Linked DNA regions of Homo sapiens: region 1 is linked to region 2. The links are chromatin loops, found by intact Hi-C in ENCODE. Cell type or tissue: MCF 10A. All regions are shown on one strand. Links, peaks and the distances in the headings refer to the core of each region. The heading gives the core; the rest is flanking DNA.

Region 1 (4,408 bases), core at 143-4,142, 110 kb after region 2:
TCACCGCATCCTCCGCCTCCTGGGTTTAAGCGATTCTCATGCCTCCGTCTCCCAAGTAGCTGGGATTACAGGCACGCACCACTACCATCAGCAAATTTTTGTGTTTTTAGTAGAGACAGGATTTCACCATGTTGGCCAGGCTGGTCTTGAACTCCTGACAAATGATCCACCCTCCTCGGCCTCCCAAAGTGTTGGGATTACAGGTGTGAGCCACCGTGACCGGCCTATGTATCTTTTTTATAAGTAGGATGACTATGTAATTTAAAAAAATCCAGACAAGGACACTTTTGAGAGTAAAATATGGTACTAACTGGAAGGGGCATTAGATCAACAAGTATAAACTGAGACTGTGCCAGGAAAACTAGGATTTATGGCTGTTCTAACTATGACTCAAGTGATAAGCTTGTATATGTATTATATCCATATGATGAGAAATGTCCTTAGCTTCTTCTAGTCTTGTTCAACGTATATGTGTGTGTGTGTGTATGCAATGTATGTATAGATAAACATTGATAATGTATCTATGGATATGTGAATTGTAGGTTTGAAATAAACCACTTAAGAAGTCCTGGTAATTGGAAATTTATGCCCTTCCTTATCTCTTTCATTGGTTGACTTTTTAACTAAACTCTTTGGATCTAGCCTCTCCAAACTTTAAATCATCTCCTGACCTTGTCTATTTTAATACCATTCTATTGATATAATTCTTTTGCTTAAAAACCTCTGATGGCTTATCATTTTCTTTTTAATTCTCAAAGTAAGATCCATAGGCAGTTTGGTGGTTAGAAGGGAAAAGCAATGAAAAAATTTAATTCATTCATCCATTCATTTATTTGTTCATTCAAGTAATATGTATTGAGCTCCATCTGCGGGTTAGTATCTGATCTAGGTGCTGGGAATATATCAATGAATAAAACAAAGATCTCTGACCTTGTAGAGTTTTCATTCTGTTGGGGGCAGGCAGGTGGGAGGTGGGAGACAGATAATAAACCAAATAACTAAATTATATATGATGCTAGAAGGAGATGAGTGCTTTGGAAGAAAGAGAAAGTAGGACAGGGTAAGTGTGGTTGAGTAGGCTTCATGGAGAAAGAGACCTTAAGCAAAGAGTTAACGGAAGGTAAGAGAAGTTGCTTAATACAAATACCTGAGGGATAGAGTTGCAGGATGGCCAGTGCAAAGGCCCTGAGAAAAGAATGTGTTTGGATATGTTCAAAGATTTGCAAGATCAGCATGATGGGGTGGAATGACAAGGGGGAAGTCAGAAATGAGACCAGAAGGGTGGTGTGGGTGTTGCAAAGCCTGTAGGGCCTTGAGATAGGCCATTTAATTATGATTTCAGCAGACATCCCCTTATGTTCTTAAAACTTATTATAATATTTAAGATTGTATTTGTGCTGCAAAGACTGCACTGGTGAGTGCGTATAGCTTACATTTTGTTAATGGTCCACTTCATGTTTGTTAATATAATTTTTATATCATTTACTTATTTTTTATTTGTTAAAAGAATATTTTTTGTTTTTGCTGTTCTTAAATTGTATTCCCATTTCACAAAACTAGATAAGTGGTTCAAAAGTAGTTCATTGAAGTGTAAAAATAGTGATGAAAATAGTACTGTAAATGCTACATTTCAGAATACCATAAACATACTTAGAGAACTGAATCCCACTGCATATAAAATGGGAATATGTATGTATAGAGACAAGGGAATCTCTGAGAGTGACAATTTCAGAACAGTAGCTGAAATTGAAAAGTGCAAATGGAAATATGACAATGACTATCTCAAAACTATTTTTTATTGGACTTGCTATCCCCATTAGGACCAAATGAATCCGTAATCGTTGCCTGTTATGAAACTTTGTCCAATAGTGGCATGAAGCCATGGATGTTTTTGTGTCATTTTCGAACAAAGCACAGTGGCTTCTCTGTTATACTATTGAAGTTTTCTAGGACAGGCACACAATAATGCTTTCCTTTATAAAATTAATGTATTATATGGCTAAAGGTAGGTAAGAGATTATAATTCTATTAGCATCATTAAAGGATCCTTGTAGCAAAATAAGTATGAGTCATATTATTGAAGAGACACTTGGAAAATCAGCTGGAAAGTTAAAGACAAACATTATCCTTAGAGAGAAACCAGAAGTTATTGACAAAACTCCTTTGTCAAATAACATGGTTGGCTGTGGCATAATATCAGTGGAGTGGAGTGTGGAAGAGCGATTACTATCAAGTGCACGCTAGCAGATATTTCACTTTATGGTTGGATGAAACCACCGATGTCATGCAGAGAATGAATCAGCTTTTGGCATTTGTTCAGAAATGAGTGCTCGGTGATGCTTTTGTTCATTTGTCACTGAAAACTTGTGCTATAGGAAGAGTTTTTTTTTGTTTTTTTTTTTTTGGTTAACCATTATTCATGAGAGTGGAAAAGTTGCTCGGGACAGAACTGACAGGGTACTGGGCTCAGGTACAGATAAGGTGATGGCTTCATGAAGAAAAGGAGTTGTACTTAGAAAGAAGCCAATCCACATGCTACCCACTTCATGGAGAAGACGTAATACCCTCTGATCTTGAGGAAATACAAAAAGAAACAGTGGAAACTATGGATTCAACCAAACTGTGGCCCCTGTGTCTGTGAGTTTGCTGTGCAAAGTGATGGGCAGTGAGTGTAAGACTGCTTCCCCAAGCTGACATATGCTAGCTGCATAGTGGAAAGGTGCTCGTGTAATATTTTATCTGTGGAGTAAGATATCTTTGGAGCAAGAAAAACATTTCCTTATGACAGTGATTAGAAATGATTTGTGTTATATCAAGTGGTATACCTAAGTCATATGCTTAGCCCGTGGTGAACTGTGGCAAGGACAGAGAGGGAAGGGAGAATTATTAACAAATAAAACAATATGCCACAATCTTAGACTATGAAATTTTTTATTAGGGAGTTGGAAGTTCACATTGACTGTAAATTAAGGAAGTGATATTTTCAGTAATAGACAGCCATTTATATCATAAGCATAGTATCTCTCAGTGACCTGCTAGAAGAATAAGAGCTCAAAGTAATAGAACTTAGACCCAGTAAGTTTTGATGGGGAGTAGACACGAGTGTATATTTGGTATTTGAGAGCATGTAGAGAACCATGGCAGGAGGGACCCAGACTTTTAGGATTTTGCATGAAGATATTGGGTGGCAGGGAGTACAGGCTGAAGGAGGTAGAGAAAACTGTCAGATTTCTCTGACAGTTGGATATGATCTTTCTTAAGTTTTTGCCTTAGGCTTCACTTCATTTTATCCAAATGGACTTCATACTCTAAGGTTTTCAGGACATAATCTTTATTGCCATTGGCATAATCTAGAAAAAATGAATGATTTCTTCTGGTCTTATAGTGGTATTGGATACCCTCCGTATAGGCCCCCACCCCTTCCTCCCTCCATTTTTTCCTCTCTTCTCTTTCTCCTTCTCCTCCTTTGTTCTCTCCTTCTTTAAGCCATTGAGTTGGCATCTCTAAGCTACACGAGCTAGAAGAGCTCATCTTCTGTATCACTGTTATCTAGGCAGATATATGTGCTATTCAGGGAACAAGGGAAAGGAGCCCCTAGGGAAGGGAAGTTCTGTACCTTGCTCAACTAACTCATCCTAATGTCCGATATCCAGCTATAGCATGCATTTAAATGTAAACCCCATTCTTTAATAAAGACTCATTTCCTTTTTCCCCTCTTTGGACTTTTAATAAAGATGGAATCATTGTCTTTTGTTTAATAAGTCATCCATTGTGATGGCCCTTATTTAATACTAGGACAAAAGTCATTCATGCATTATTCATTGAACCTTATATGCCAGGCTCTATGCTAAGTAATGGGTATAAAAGAGGTTAATAATCAGACATGGCTCTGTCCAGATAAGACAGAATCTAATGGAAAACAGGCCACACATATATGAATAAATAAATAAGTATATAATTGCAAAACAAGGCAAAAATATTAATGTTTGTTAAATCTGGGCGTTGGTATGTATGGTATACCTCAGTAATATACTTAGGCCACAGTGAATCATGGCAAAGACAAACAAGGAAGGGAAAATTATTAGCAAGTAAAACCATATGCCACAATCTTAGACTATGAATTTTTTTTATTAGAGAGTTAGATGTCCACATTGACCATAAATTAAGGAAGTAATATTTGGTATATGGGCTACTGTTATATTAACTTCTTAACAATATGAACTTCTAAATGTATATTTTAAATATTTCATAAGCAACAAATGAAAAAACCTAGTTGGAAGTACATTAAGTGCTTTGTCGAGGTGGGCTTTGGCAGAGAATGTTGTGTAACTGAGACTTCCTTTAGATGGAGTGCTCAGGGAAAACCTGAAGTGTAATTCATCACTTGCCTATATAAGAAGGATGAGGA
Region 2 (4,408 bases), core at 171-4,170:
TGTGTTGCTCCCACTAAGGCAAAGGAAAATATGTTTTAAAAAGCATTTAGACCAGTAGAGTATTGGTTTCAAAATAACCTGAGCAAAATGTAGACTGCTATCAATAAATAGGAAACTCATGATGATAAATATATTATCACAAAGTTAGTTCATCATTGATTAATTTTTGCGGAAAACACAGTGCTCTTTGCCAAAATGTTATCTGTTTTGGGAACTATGATACAAAATCATTCCATGAATGTAACATTACAGTTTAGGATTATGTTGACCAAGTCTTCAGCAGCAAATAAATTGTAAGGATGGTCAATAATACCACAAAAGCAAAGCTACAAGAATTGAACAATGAGAACACATGGACACAGGAAGGGGAACATCACACACTGGGGCCTGTTGCCGGGTGGGGAGAGGGGGGAGGGATAGCATTAGGAGATATACCTAATGTTAAACGACGAGTTAATGGGTGCAGCACACCAACGTGGCACATGTATACATATATAACAAACTTGCACGTTGTGCACATGTACCCTAAAACTTAAAGTATAATTTTAAAAAAAAGCTTATTTAAAATTCGATTCAAACTTCTACAAATTAAGATGTCTCAGTGTGCTGTAAAGCATAGGTAAGAACATATAAAAAACCAAGAACTAGAGTTAACCTAAAATATGCTAGCTCTAACAAATGCTAAACACTCAAATATAACTATCTTCTTGAAATGGGGAAAGTTTTTTTTAAAGAATAACTTAAATTATCTGAGTCTTCTATAAAAGGTGACCAGAAATTTAAAAAATAATGGAGCTTTTTCCCTATCAATACAATTCCCTCTTTCAGGCAAAGGCATAAAGAAATTCCATTAATCTTTTAAATATACTTTTAAAACAATAATTTTCCTATTTTGCCACTAAAGAGAATGCTAATGTACAAACGAAAATTGAGCAAAATCAAAATGTGATAATATTTGACAAAGGCTCACTTATTTAAATATTATGACACACACACAAAATAATTGTTCCAAGTTGCTAAGGGAAAGTGGATGTTAAGGCAGTTACTTAAATTACTGTTTACAGATTTAAATAGGCCCTGTACTTTCATCAACAGGAGACAAGAAATTAGAAACCACTTAAATGAGTGAATATCTCAGGTTTTGAGTTACAGAAGAGTGAACTGAAATTAACTTTTGCTTAAATACTCTTGGTAATATACTATAAACATTATTAGTACACAGAGCAAAACAGAAACTGGGGAATCACTTGAGAAACATCATACAGAGAAAGATACCAAACATTAGAATATCCATTTTAACTCAGAAACACAAAGATACCATTCTTTAGAAAAGCAGGAAGTAAAAATAGGAAGAATTATCTTAAGATATGAAAGACAGGTTGCCAAAGATCAACAGTAAGCCACAAAATTATTTCTAAAATCATTTTTTAAATCTAGGTGAGCTGTACAAGTTAGCAGAAGCTGTTAGAAGAATACACAAAACCAGTAGGATACTGGCATCTTGGTAAAGCTACTTTATAAGCAGATTGTAAGCATTTTTTAAAGTTTTTTATTATTTTGAATTTTTTATTCAAAATATTTAACAACAGTATGACATGAGCCCCAGCAAATCAAACCAACTTAGACATCTGCATGAGTGTACACTGACAATGTCATCCTGGTTTTAAGAAATAATACATTTTAGTTCATTTTTAAATTTCAAGTCATTAAAGTCCCAGTTGTACAGGGAATTATATTCCTGTCTGGTGCTACAATTTTAAAATATATGTTTAAACCCCAAAAGAGAAGTGGGGAGGAAAATCATTCAAACTGAACTCAGGCATGGTAACCTTCCTACATTTGGATCTTTTCTCACTGTGGTTCCCTGCGTGACTGCCAGTGGTAATGGAATTAAATTGCACTATCACTACAGGCTAAAATGGCAAAAAACAACAACAACAAAAAAAACCCCTGAAATTAGGAAATATGAAAGAAATAGCAGAGAATAATATTTATTATTGCAATATGATATTAATCCTTACTGCCTGGCAAAACAGACATGACCTTCTTTGTATTCTAGTCAATCAATGTTTTTAAAGCACCTATTATGTATTAGGCATTATGCTAGGCAAGGGAATATAAAGATGAGTAACTACTGTTCCTGCATTAGAAGAGAGTGAATGCAGATGCATAAACAGGCCAATTTCTAATCAATGTAGTAATTATTCTGATATGGATGTGCAGAGTATACTGTGGGATACCTACACTAGAAGAGATCCTCTTGGCATTGCAGGCCATGAGAGGTTAAGAACCTGCCCAGGTCACACAGTAAATGGAGGTTGAAACCAGGTCTATCTGAATTCAAGTTTGTGATGTTACACACACAACACACAGTCATGTGTATCTCCAAAAATCAATGGGTTAGACCAGATGGTACTCTTTATAAAGAATTTCAAGTTTTTACTCTCAAAGAACAAAAATACACTGCCAGCATTGAATGACAATAGATTTAATGATATTGCTAAGATTTAAAAACAAATCCTGAAATCCCTAGCTCATTCCTCAAACTCATATAGCCAACCGAAGCATTTCCAGGCAGGCATGGTCAGAGACGCTTCTGGGTGGAGACAGAGCTGCAAGCTAGAATTGCGTTATCTATGAGTCATCATTGGGAACCTGTAATCAAGACATGGTAGGCAGGCAAAAATCAACACTGACCAAATCACTGGCAAGATCTGTCAAAGTCATTAATAGGGTAAGGCTAGGCCTGCTCACTGGCAATGGATTCAGGAAAGAATCAGTCAGACTGAGAATGTGGTCTCCCAAAGGAACCCAGCTGAGGCTGGCCAACCAGCAAAGGACATGGCTGAATCTTTAATTCTGCAGAGAGAGAGGGTTGGTCTGAAATAATACCAGGGATTACAGCTAATGGATCTTGTCATTCCAATAGGCACTTACAGGCTTTTTTTTTTTCTCTGAGACAGTTCAGATACTAAGAATTCAATAAATGTTAGCTATCTGCTACATGTTCTGTGTGTATTAATTTACTTAAGCTCAAACATCCACAGTTATAGCATTATTATCCTCATTTTGACAGATTAAGAAACTGAGGCTCAGACAAGTTAAGGATCATACCCGAGGTCACAGCCAAAACTCAAAAGTAGGAAATCTGGCTTGAAAACCATGACCATATAAGAAGATTTAGACTTAGTCTGTATAATTTTTCATAGTTGAAGTAATGAGCAGCTTATAACAGTTTGAAAGACTTTAGCTCAGGTTAAAACAGAGTCACATCGGGGTCTTCTAGGAATTTTCAAAGATTATTTGCATGCTTAAAAGCAAGTAAGTAATACTTTTTCATGTATTCGAAAGCACACAAGAAAATTATTAGCTACTTAACAGAATGACCATATCTTCAAATCCCCTTTACTTGGAGAAGATTTTTTTTTTTTTTTTTGAGACGGAATCTCGCTCTGTCGCCCAGGTTGGAGTGCAGTGGCCTGATCTTGGCTCACTGCAAGCTCCGCCTCCCGAGTAGCTGGAACTACAGGCATCCGCCACCACGCCCGGCTAATTTTTTCTATTTTTAGTAGTGACAGGGTTTCACCGTGTTAGCCAGGATGGTCTCAATCTCCTTTCCTCGTGATCCACCTGCCTCGGCCTCCCAAAGTGCTGGGATTACAGGTGTGAGCCACCGCGCCCCACCTGGAGAAGGTATTTTAAGAACTGTACCACTTATTTGTAATGCACTGACCTTGTCAAATAGCTTTCAGAAATCAGACTTATTACTGATTGCCTAATGGAGGAAACTGTCTGATGAGAAAAAAAATACAAGTTTCTTGCTCATAATTTATGGAAGAGGAACTATTTTAAAACATCAGATATATTTGTATTTTTCAGTAACACAGATTGTGAAGGCAAATGTTTAATAAATCCCTTAAATTCTTGGTTTCTCAAATCACTATTGTTTGAATACTGTAAGAATCTCTGCTTAGATTTTTAATAATTATGAAAACACAAAGAAAACCCATCTCCTGACCTCTGGTTGTTGTTATTTCTGAACTCATTAGTCATTAATTGCTATTTAGACTGATCTTTTTATACCCACCCCATGGTAATCAGAAGTGACTTGCTGAAGTTCTAGGGAAGCCATTTGATCTGCCAGGTGCTTATTCTCTTCTTCAAGAGTCTGCAGGTTATGAGTTAATGTATTTATGTCTACCTTTAAAGAAACAAAAGTAAAAAAGAAACTATTTACGCCAGATGCAAAAAGTATTATCTTATTTTTAAAATGACAATTACAACTGTAAAATGGACAGTATTGTCCATATGTTTCCTTGCCTCTAAATGTGGAAATATGACCAGTCAGTCTGATAGCTCTATGATTTTTTATTTTTTACTTTTTTGAGACGTAGTCTCACTCTGTCAC

Evidence for each region. Hi-C counts contacts between places; a loop is a spot of excess contacts. Peaks named below come from ENCODE experiments on the same cell type or tissue, not always from the same donor. Only the 100,000 strongest peaks of a DNase experiment are listed, where the experiment ranks them.
Region 1: it touches region 2 in a loop (2.8-fold over the local background); 1 of 110 quality-filtered maps calls a loop at or near these places.

The regions. Positions count from the first base shown.
Region 1 is chr2:196,584,737-196,589,144 of GRCh38, reverse strand. The region is part of intron 1 of HECW2 (HECT, C2 and WW domain containing E3 ubiquitin protein ligase 2); the gene reads left to right. Among named protein-coding and RNA genes, the nearest start is that of HECW2, 6.6 kb to the left of the region's middle. In MCF 10A, for the core only: no CTCF peak of the experiment used is centred there; a DNase peak (open chromatin) is centred at 2,284.
Region 2 is chr2:196,694,839-196,699,246 of GRCh38, reverse strand. It overlaps CCDC150 (coiled-coil domain containing 150), which reads right to left. Exons shown (of 28, transcript NM_001080539.2): 14 at 4,088-4,201. Among named protein-coding and RNA genes, the nearest start is that of CCDC150, 57 kb to the right of the region's middle. In MCF 10A, for the core only: no CTCF peak of the experiment used is centred there; a DNase peak (open chromatin) is centred at 2,646.